2 separate regions of the Homo sapiens genome follow, and region 2 is linked to region 1. Evidence: chromatin loops called from intact Hi-C (ENCODE). Cell type or tissue: dorsolateral prefrontal cortex. All regions are shown on one strand. Links, peaks and the distances in the headings refer to the core of each region. The heading gives the core; the rest is flanking DNA. Region 1 overlaps LOC105372581 (a long non-coding RNA gene). Region 2 overlaps ABHD12 (abhydrolase domain containing 12, lysophospholipase).

Evidence for each region. Peaks named below come from ENCODE experiments on the same cell type or tissue, not always from the same donor. Only the 100,000 strongest peaks of a DNase experiment are listed, where the experiment ranks them.
Region 2: a loop joins it to region 1, with 6 times the contacts of the local background. A loop is called at or near these places in 23 of 110 quality-filtered maps.

What each region holds. Positions count from the first base shown.
Region 1 is chr20:25,396,625-25,402,006 of GRCh38, forward strand. The region is part of intron 2 of LOC105372581 (a long non-coding RNA gene); the gene reads right to left. Among named protein-coding and RNA genes, the nearest start is that of GINS1, 8.4 kb to the right of the region's middle. RefSeq lists a silencer at 1,296-1,496. In dorsolateral prefrontal cortex, for the core only: a CTCF peak has its summit at 2,675 (motif pointing left); a DNase peak (open chromatin) is centred at 2,706; H3K27ac peaks cover 724 bases.
Region 2 is chr20:25,334,377-25,339,758 of GRCh38, forward strand. ABHD12 (abhydrolase domain containing 12, lysophospholipase) reads right to left here. Exons shown (of 13, transcript NM_001042472.3): 2 at 4,851-4,975. Among named protein-coding and RNA genes, the nearest start is that of ABHD12, 54 kb to the right of the region's middle. In dorsolateral prefrontal cortex, for the core only: CTCF peaks have their summits at 2,358 and 3,776; a DNase peak (open chromatin) is centred at 2,354.

The DNA of each region.
Region 1 (5,382 bases), core at 238-5,237:
CACCTTGAGGACACCCACACAGTTTGTCCATCTCCTGTAAAAACACAAGTATACCCTCTTCTCCATGTCAGTAAATCCACCGGACCTTTCCATTTTCCTTCTTCCAGGGGTTTCCATAACACTTTCAGATAAACTTTCCTCTTTTCCTCTAACACTTGCCAATGTCTTTCTGCTGGAGTCTTACCATCCGTACCAGGAGTCAAAAAATTTAAATAAGGCTAAATGTAGTTTTGATTGAGGTGGTAGTTGGCCTCCTATACCCCCTTTTTGTATTTTCAACATGCATTGTAATGTTCGATGTGCCCGCTCTACAATGCCTTGTCCTCTAGGATTATAAGGAATTCCCGTTTTATGGATTATAGCCCAAAGCTATAAGAAATTTTGAAAAGCATGACTAGTATAAGTGGGTTCATTGTCAGTTTTTAATAGCTTAGGTATCCCCATGTGAGCAAATGATGACAATGTCACTGTACATGACCAGCTGTCTCACATGTTTGGCATGTAGCATGCAGCATATGAGAATAAGTGTCTATAGTTACATGAACATAGCTAAGCTTACCAAAGGTTGCTATGTGTGTAATATCCATTGGCGAAATATCATTTGGAGCCAAACCTCGTGGGTTACAGCCTTCTACAGGTGTGGCTCTAGGGACATGCTGGCAAGTAGGACGGGCTTGTATTATAGCCCTAGTTTGGCTGCGAGATAAAGGTAACATGCGAGTAAGGGCGGCAGTATTTTGGTGCAGAAGCATGTGAGACACTTGAGCTTGCTGAAACACAGAACCAATCAGCTTGTCTGCTTTCTCATTACCTAGAGATAGTGGCCCAGGAAGTTGTGTGTGAAAGTGAATATGAGAAATATGAAAAAGAGCTTCAGGAGAGCGAATAGCTTGTTGAAGTCTTACAAATAAATTAAGCCGGCTGGGCGTGGTGGTTCACGCCTCTAATCCCAGCATTTTGGGAGGTCGAGGTGGGAGGATCACAAGGTCAGGAGTTGGAGACCAGCCTGGCCAATATGGTGAAACCCGTCTCTACTAAAAATACAAAAAAATTAGCCAGGCGTGGTGGTGGAGGCTGAGGCAGGAGAATTGCTTGAACCCAGAAGGCGGAGGTTGCAGTGAGCCAAGATCATGCCACTGCACTCCAGCCTGGGCAACAGAGCGAGATTCTGTCTCAAAAATGAAAGAAAAAAAAAGTGAAAAGGGAAGGGAAAGGGGAAGGGGGAAGGGGGAGGGGAAGGGAGAGGGAAAGGGGGAGGGGGGAGGGGAAAGGAAGGGAAGGGAAGGGAAGAGAAGCGAAGCAGTTCTGGGTCTAGTGTACTTTTAATTGTAGCAGTTCCTATGCAACTGGCTACATTTACAACATAAGCTGAATCACAGACAATGTTGATGGGATCTGAGCTGTGAGCTGTAAAACCTGAATGACTGCAATTAGCTCTGAGTGTTGAGCTGAAACCCCAGAGGTCATTATTGTTTGAGTATGTTTTGGTCCATAGATAGCAGCACAACCTTTGGAAGAGCCATCACTAAAATAAGTCTGTCCACCTAGAATAGGCTTGTGATGAGTAATCACAGGAAGAATGAAAGAATGGATTTTATAAAACTGTAAAATTTTGTCTGAGAGGTAGTGGTTATCTATAGCACCCACGAAGTCTGCAAAAGCAGTTTGCCAGGCAGTCAACATTTCCCAAGCTTTGGCTTGTTGCTGGGAGTCTAAAGGAACAATAATTTTGTCGGGGTCATATCCCATAAGCATTTTTGACCTATGCCTGCCCATAGTCACAATTTGTGTAATTAAAGAAAAATAAACTTGCAAGGTTTTGACTGTTTGATTAGGTAAAAAGAGCCATTCTATTGTTACAGACTTGTCTATGAACTGTCCCAAAAGTCCTGTTGGAGAGTGGGGGGGTAGGAAGAATAAACAAAAGCAAGGGTTTTTGCAGCTGTAGCCTTGAGGCATGTCTCTGCTGTAACCTTTGCTCTACAAGCCATAATTCAGCTTCTGCCTCTTTAGTTAATTGCTGCAGGGAATTTAAAGAAGAATCTCCTTGCAGGGTTTGGTAAAGATGTGTAAGTTGATAGGTAACAATACCTAACATTGGCCATAGCCAATTAATATCTCCTAATAATTGCTGAACATCCTTTAAAGTTTGTAACCTGTCTTTATGGAGAACTACTTCCTGAGGCCGTAAACTTCTCTCTAACAATAGTTCCTAAGTATTGGAATGGGGAAGTTGTTTGTACCATTTCTGGAGCTATTTGGAGACTCCATTTAGTCAAAGCCTTCTTTGTTTCTCTGAATAACTGTTGTAGGATTTGATCTGTAGGAGCAGCCAAAAGAATATCATCCATAAAATGAATGATGTAAGCAGTAGGAAACGTATTCCGAGGCTCTAATGCCTGCCCTACGAAAGGCTGACATAGCATAGGACTGTTAAGCATGCCTTGGGGTAAAACTCTCCATTGATAATGAGAAACAGATTCTCTTTGATTAATAGAAGGCACAGAGAAGGTAAACCGAGGCTCGTCCTTGCCGTGTAAGGGCATAGTAAAGAAACAATCCTTAAGATCTATTGCTGCAAGAGGCCTGTCTCTTGGAATAGCCACTGGAGATGGTAAACCTTTTTGTAAGGCACCCATCAGTTTTATATGTGCATTAATAGCTCTTAAATCATGTAGCAGTCGCCATCTTCTGGACTTTTTTGTAATAACAAACACTGGAGAATTCCAGGGGCTGACTCCTCTCTGAGTCCGGCATCCCATTGTTCTTTCACTAGCTGCTGAAGTTGTGTCAGCTTCTCCTGAGATAGGGACCATTGATCTACCCATATGGGTTTGTCACTGAGCCATTCTAATGGTAAGGTAGTGGGTGGAGGAGAAATATCAATGACCCCCATCAGAAATCCTGATGTCCTAGCCCTTTTCTGTTTTTCCAGTTACTGATATCGGGTTAGGATTTCCTTGAAATTTTCCTAAACCTTTTCCCCTCTGATATCCCGTGTTCTTCAACATTTTAAATCCTGGGTTATCGAAGTTTTCATTTGTAAGTCTCATATCCCATGCTGTAAGTAAGTCTTGACCCCATAAATTGATAGCTATATTTGCAACATAAGGCTGAAAAGTACATGACTGTCCATCTGGACCAAGACAAGACAAAATCTCAGGGCTCTGTTGAACACTTTGAGCTGTGCCTACTCCCACTAGGGACATAGAAGTTAATTGCAAGGGCCAGGATGGGGGCCAGTTGTCTTTAGAGATTAGTGATACATCAGCTCCTGTATCCATAAGCCCATAAAATTTTTTTCCTTTAATTTGTACTACACAAGCAGGTCTGTTAGAGGCTATGGGTTGGGATACATAGATTTCCCATGTAGTTGTGCTCCCAAACCCTTTATTTCCTTGTTTCTCCTTTCGTGGAGAAGGGTGTAATTTGCAGGGAATAAGCAATAATTAGCAATATATTCTCCCGGTTCAAAAACCCAAAGATCTTGTGACATTAAAACTACTTGAATTTCTCCTTCATAATCAGAGTCAATCCCTCCTGGGACTACAGTGATGCCTTGCAAGTTAAGATGGCTTTTGCCTAAAATTAGTCCCATGTATCCTGTTGGTAAAGGTCCCCAAATACCAGTGGGAACTTTGATAGGTCTGTCTCCCCCTACTAACGTGATTCTTTCTCTGGCGGGTAGATCTAATCCTGCACTTTGTGGTGTTCCTGGGGTGAGGGAATCAAGTGCCTCTGGGAACTCATCCCTGAAACGGGGTTGAAGTCTGGGCTGGGAATGCCCTCATTGTTTGTGGGGCCCGGGTCCAGGCCCCGTCTCGTTTCCTGGCATGGGGGTCCCATTCTGATGAAATTTTGAGCGACACTGATTAGCCCAGTGATTTCCTTTGTTACAGCAAGGACAAAGTCCTGGCGTTTTTTCCGCTCGGTGGGGCACTGTATTGTAAGGTCCTTTCTGTCCTGAGATCTGGCGGCATTCCTTTTTAAAATGTCCAGTTTTTCCACAATCATAACATTTTCCCATTTTAGGGTTTGACCCTTGGCTCCTTTTAGATTTGTCAACTGCTAAATTAGCCATTGCTTGCGCTAACATTTCAGAGTGATGAAGCTCAGTTCCCACGTCCTGACAAGCTCTGAGAAAATTTCCCAAGTTTTTTGTACACCTCACCGGTGCCAGTGCATGTTTATAATCCGTGTTTGCGTTCTCAAAAGCTAGAGTTAAGATTAGCATTTCTGCAGCTGCGGTATGAGGAATTTGGCGCTTCACTGCTTCTCGCAGTCTTGCAAGAAAATGTGCATAGGGTGGCCAGGTGCAGTGGCTCACGCCTGTAATCCCAGCACTTTGGGAGGCCGAGACGGTCAGATCACGAGGTCAGGAGATCGAGACCATCCTGGCTAACACGGTGAAACTCCATCTCTACTAAAAATACAAAAAATTAGCCAATTGTGGTGGTGGGTGCCTGTAGTCCCAGCTACTCCGGAGGCTGAGGCAGGAGAATGGCGTGAACCCGGGAGGTGGAGCTTGCAGTGAGCCGAGATTGCGCCACTGCACTCCAGCCTGGGCAACAGAGCAAGACTCTGTCTCAAAAAAAAAAAAAAGAAAAAGAAAAAAAGAAAAAAGAAAATGTTCATAGGGCTCTTGCAACCCTTGCATGATATGTAAAAAGGATTGTACTGGGACTCCGTCTTCAGGAATTGTGGCCCAGGCACCTTTAGCGGCCTGTGTTCACTGCTGATAAGCAGCGTCTGGGAGTGCCATTTGATGTTCCAGGTCTGAATAAGGGCCATTACTTAATAGCATATCCTCTGTAATGTCTCCATGTCCAGCAACATGATTCTGTCTAGCCTGGTCTGCACACATTTCTTGCTAATTTAAATTCCATGTCAGATATGTGCTAGTGGACAAGCAAGCTCGCACCAAGTGTTTTACATCAAAGGGTAAAAGACTCATAGCACCAAACACGGATTCTAGCAATCCTAAGGTAAATGGGCTCTGTATGCCATCATTTACCACACTTGCTTTTAATTCCTTTAACAACTTAAACTCTAGTGGAGTGTGTTCATGAATAACCTGCTGTGGATTATTTGGATCAGACCTTACAAAAATAGGAAAAGCACAGGGTTCTAAGGGCTCTCCAGCTATGGCAGCAGAGTGTAAAAATCTTTGTATTGGGGTCTCTATTTCTGCTACTGAAGGAGGCAGTACAGATGTTTCTGCAACTGGAGGAGGCAGTATAGGCCAATTTTTATCCTCCTCCGTTTTTTATTTTCAATTGGCGCTGTGGGTGGGACAACAGATTCTTTCAGATTTTTAGATTCAGCCTGCTCCCCCACAGAATAATAAGGAGATAATGGCAGAAGTACAGTACGAATTAAACT
Region 2 (5,382 bases), core at 130-5,129, 62 kb before region 1:
GCCCAAGGTAATTTACAGATTCAATGCCATCCCCATCAAGCTACCAATGACTTTCTTCACAGAATTGGAAAAAACTACTTTAAAGTTCATACGGAACCAAAAAAGAGCCTGCATCGCCAAGTCAATCCTAAGCCAAAAGAACAAAGCTGGAGGCATCACACTACCTGGTTTCAAACTATACTACAAGGCTACAGTAACCAAAACAGCATGGTACTGGTACCAAAACAGAGATATAGATCAATGGAACAGAACAGAGCCCTCAGAAATAACACCGCATATCTGCAACTATCTGATCTTTGACAAACCTGAGAAAAACAAGCAATGGGGAAAGGATTCCCTATTTAATAAATGGTGCTGGGAAAACTGGCTAGCCATATGTAGAAAGCTGAAACTGGATCCCTTCCTTACACCTTATACAAAAATCAATTCAAGATGGATTAAAGACTTAAACGTTAGACCTAAAACCATAAAAACCCTAGAAGAAAACCTAGGCATTACCATTCAGGACATAGGCATGGGCAAGGACTTCATGTCTAAAACACCAAAAGCAATGGCAACAAAAGCCAAAATTGACAAATGGGATCTAATTTAACTAAAGAGCTTCTGCACAGCAAAAGAAACTACCATCAGAGTGAATAGGCAACCTACAAAATGGGAGAAAATTTTCACAACCTACTCATCTGACAAAGGGCTAATATCCAGAATCTACAATGAACTCAAACAAATTTACAAGAAAAAAACAAACAACCCCATCAAAAAGTGGGCGAAGGACATGAACAGACACTTCTCAAAAGAAGACAGTTATGTAGCCAAAAAAACACATGAAAAAATGCTCACCATCACTGGCCATTGGAGAAATGCAAATCAAAACCACAATGAGATACCATTTCACACCAGTTAGAATGGCAATCATTAAAAAGTCAGGAAACAACAGGTGCTGGAGAGGATGTGGAGAAATAGGAACACTTTTACACTGTTGGTGGGACTGTAAACTAGTTCAACCATTGTGGAAGTCAGTGTGGGGATTCCTCAGGGATCTAGAACTAGAAATACCATTTGACCCAGCCATCCCATTACTGGGTATATACCCAAAGGACTATAAATCATGCTGCTATAAAGACACATGCACACGTATGTTTATTGCGGCATTATTCACAATAGCAAAGACTTGGAACCAACCCAAATGTCCAACAATGATAGACTGGATTAAGAAAATGTGGCACATATACACCATGGAATACTATGCAGCCATAAAAAATGATGAGTTCATGTCCTTTGTAGGGACATGGATGAAATTGGAAATCATCATTCTCAGTAAACTATTGCAAGATCAAAAAACCAAACACCGCATATTCTCACTCATAGGTGGGAATCGAACAATGAGAACACATGGACACAGGAAGGGGAACATCACACTCTGGGAACTGTTGTGGGGTGGGGGGAGGGGGGAGGGATAGCATTGGGAGATATACCTAATGCTAGATGACGAGTTAGTGGGTGCAGCACACCAGCATGGCACATGTATACATATGTAACTAACCTGCACATTGTGCACATGTACCCTAGAATTTAAAGTATAATAATAATAAATAAAAAAAAAACAAAAAACAAATGCATGATGATAGATCTGACCTATTTCCAAAAAAGCCCTCCCTAGCCTCTGAACCAAGACATGACTTTCACTAAGAGATACCTTCTTGATCTGAAGGCAAATAACGGCTGGGAAGATATTCTAGGCTTCATAAATGCTGAGTCTCATCCAAACATCTTTTGGATGGAATCAGACTGTGCATACAAGTATTGAAAAGCACATATATTTATGTGCATGTAAACAGACACATATAAAAAAGGTCAGTAGGAAATAAACTACGGTGTTAACAAGCATTTTCTCAGAGTAATGTTCATTTTCTTATTTATACTATTCAGGGTTCTTTTTTTTTTTAGCTAATTCTTTGTTTTTAGAATAATCATGATGTTTTGCTTATGAAAATGTATTTAAAGTAGAATAATGCCTTACATTGTAGGTGCTATGTTTCTTTAAAAGCTTATTTATCTAATTTATAAATTTGGTTTCAGATAGATTTGCTGTGAAGAATATTTTAACCACATTCTGGGGCCCAAGAGATTGCTACTTTTCCTGTAATGTTGAATGGATGCCCAGGTCAGGCTTCTTGTCTGGGCACAAGAGCAGAGGCACCTCCCCAACAAAATTCCAAATCACTGCAGGGCCACGCCACAGACCCCACCTCCTCGGCGACGCAGACAGGCACAGACCTGTAAACCTTGGACGCACATTACAACTGGAAAACCAACAAGCTCCATGCTGCTCCTCTGAAGACTGCCTTTCCTCCCAAAGGGGGAGACAGAGAACCACACTTGGAAGGGCCTCATGTGCTGATAAAACACTGTGGCTTCCCGGGGAGGACAGCGGGGCCTGGAGATGAGGGTCGCTCATCATGGAGAGGCAGGAGGAGTGGGGTGTGGGGGCCAGGCAGATGCCCAGGGGGGTGAGGCGAAAGGAATGTCCAATCGCTGCTCCCAGGGACACTGTTTCTTGGTGCTAGACCTTTGGCAACTAAAAATCTCTTTCAGAAACACCACAGGGCTGGGTGCAATGGCTCACGCCTGTAATCCCAGCACGTTGGGAGGCCAAGGCAGGAGGATTGTTTGAGCCCAGGAGTTTGAGGCCAGCCTGGGCAACATGGCAAAACCCCATCTCTACTAAAAATATAAAAAATTAGCCAGACGTTGTGGTGGTGGGTGCCTGGAGTCCCAGCAACTCAGGAGGCTAAGGTGGGAGGATCACCTGAACCTGGGAGGTCGAGGCTGCAGTGAGCCGTGATCATACCCCTGCAGTCCAGCTGGGGCAACAGAGCCACGCCCTGTCTCAGAACAAAACAAAACAACAAAACAAAATGCCACTGTAGGCTCACCTAACTCCAGTGTGGCAAACAGGTGGAAGGAAATCGTTAAGGATGGGCAACACCTTGGGAGGCTCAGCCTCCCCTTGCCCAAGCCCAGCCCTCCTCTCCCATGCCATGGGGCTGGACCAGGAGAACCCAAAGTTCTCCTCCCTCAGAGCAGTCTACCACCTCCTTAGGAAACCCACAGAACAAAATCTGTAGGCTGTGTGTCTACAGTAGCCCAAACAATCAAGCTAAAGAAAATCTATTCAATTCAAACATTTGCTGGGAGCCCACAATGTACCAGGCCACGCAGGGCAATGCACCCCACACCCTCCCTTCAAGAACCAGCTCATGTGCCTGGCAGCAAAGGCACCTGCCCAAGGGGGCCAGCAAAGGTAGAAAAGCCATGAGGGTCAAGTCTGAGGTCTGCTGATGGTGAATCTGCAGCCCTTGTAGCTTCGTGTTTATACCTAAGCCCCAAATGCTTTCTGGGCTGTACTGTGTACATTTAAGGAACATTAAAGTCAGAAAAACAAAACTCCCATCATTTTGGTATACTGTTAGTTTCTTTTTGAGTTTGTGCTTCTCACAAGTGACAAAACTTAGAGATGAAAAATTCCTAGAAGTTCTACTTTTCCATTAGAAAAATCAAATGCCTCTTAGTATACTACATGTGTTTTACAGTTATTTTAAGACACCCAAATAAAAACTCAGATTTACAAAGTATTAAATAGCCTTATAATTTATGTTCTTCTTACCGGCATTAAAAAAAACAAAAACAAAGAAACAGAAATTCCTTTTTTAGCCAGTCATCTCCTAAGTTTCTGTGATTAAGTCTATTATAGACTGAACACCCAAACTCATAAGCCCAGATGCCTGCAGAGGGAGTCCGGCACCTCTCAGTACCTCCTGTGTTCCTCTGCGGCCTCCTCCTTTCCTCCTCCTCCCACTCCACCAGCTTACCTGCTGCCTCAGCAATATCAGGCCCAGCTTTCCAAGCCTCAAACTCCCAAACGCATAAGGCCAGACTCACTATGTGCAAACCAATCTAGCCACAGAGTGACCCCAGAGCCCCTGCCTCATCCTGTTCTAATGCTGTCAGCACCTGCCTCTCAGGCTGTCCTTCACAGAACACCCACCGTGTGCGAGCCCCGTTGTTCTCAAACCTCGAACCCACAGATGCGGCCCTTTCCTTGGAGCCTCGCTTGTAGGACTGTTCCCAGGGCCATGTGCCCAGAGCCTCTGCCTTTGACCTCATGGGCTTGATACTTCTGCACCTTTCTCCTCCCACATCTCCAAAAGTAAATACACAGCGTGAAAAAACACACAAGGTCCAAGTTCACTCAAGGAGACTACAATACCTACAAGGCCAGCACAAAATTCCACAGAAACCAAAGTACTGTGTATCTGGATTTTTTTAAGGGTATAAAAAACTAATTTGTTTTAAAAAAGAAAAAAGGCCTCATTTTTTTTTAAAGGTACTATATTTTTCAGTGGTCATCTTTTCCAAGGGCAGCTAGGCTCCTGGAATGCACAACTGACAAGGCATCTCCAACATGATGGCTTCAGCTGACTTCTCATGTTGTCAACATTTTTACTCACCTCAGCTGAAGACAGATACGCTGGTCCCCCAGGGCAGTGTAGTCTTCTGTGGACAGAAATCCAGTGCTGGGGAGCAACACTAGCACAGAAAGTCCTCCAGCTGGGAAGGGGCACAGGGACCTTTTTGGGTAATAAAAGCATTCTAGTTCTCAATCTGGGTGGTAGCTCTACCTATCTATCTCTAAAGATATAGGTATATAAACTGTACACTTAAGATATGTACCCTTCACTGTATGTAAACTAAATCTCCATTAAAGTAAAAAGACTACCCCTAAAATCAGACATCACCATGAAAATGAACCCTTACTAAAATTAAAGGAAAAATGGACACATACCACTTACCGAAATTCAAGAAAATCAGTTTGGCCTGTATTCCAGGACATAGTTTGATGAGAAATGGAATGGCAATGTACAACCCCAAAACACAGAAAAGTATCTTCCTCAGGCGCAACCACACGCCCTTTCGCCTGCAAGAGAAAAGCAATGAATAGGTCAGAAGGCAGTAGGTGCCATTTTGCTGTAGTTTGTTAATAGTGTTATCAAAATCCCTAAACAAGAGCCACACATATTTTTTTTTCCACAAGGATACTGCCAATAATAAAAGTAGCCTCCCACCTGCCTTCACTCAAGTAATTATTTTACATAGTCTTTTAATTTGGGCTTAGAACTCTACTGGGGGTAAGAGGAACTTTTTTTCTTGAAAGACATAGAAATAGCTAATGATTTCTTACACTCACCCTTGCAGAAGAATACAGCAGAGAAAGCAGACCCCACCATGCCCCCCACCTGACATCAGACCCCAGCTGTAACCTCGTATCAGGAAAGAGCGGCCTCCTCAGGCCTCCCGATCCGTCTTCTGTGAGACAACTGCAGG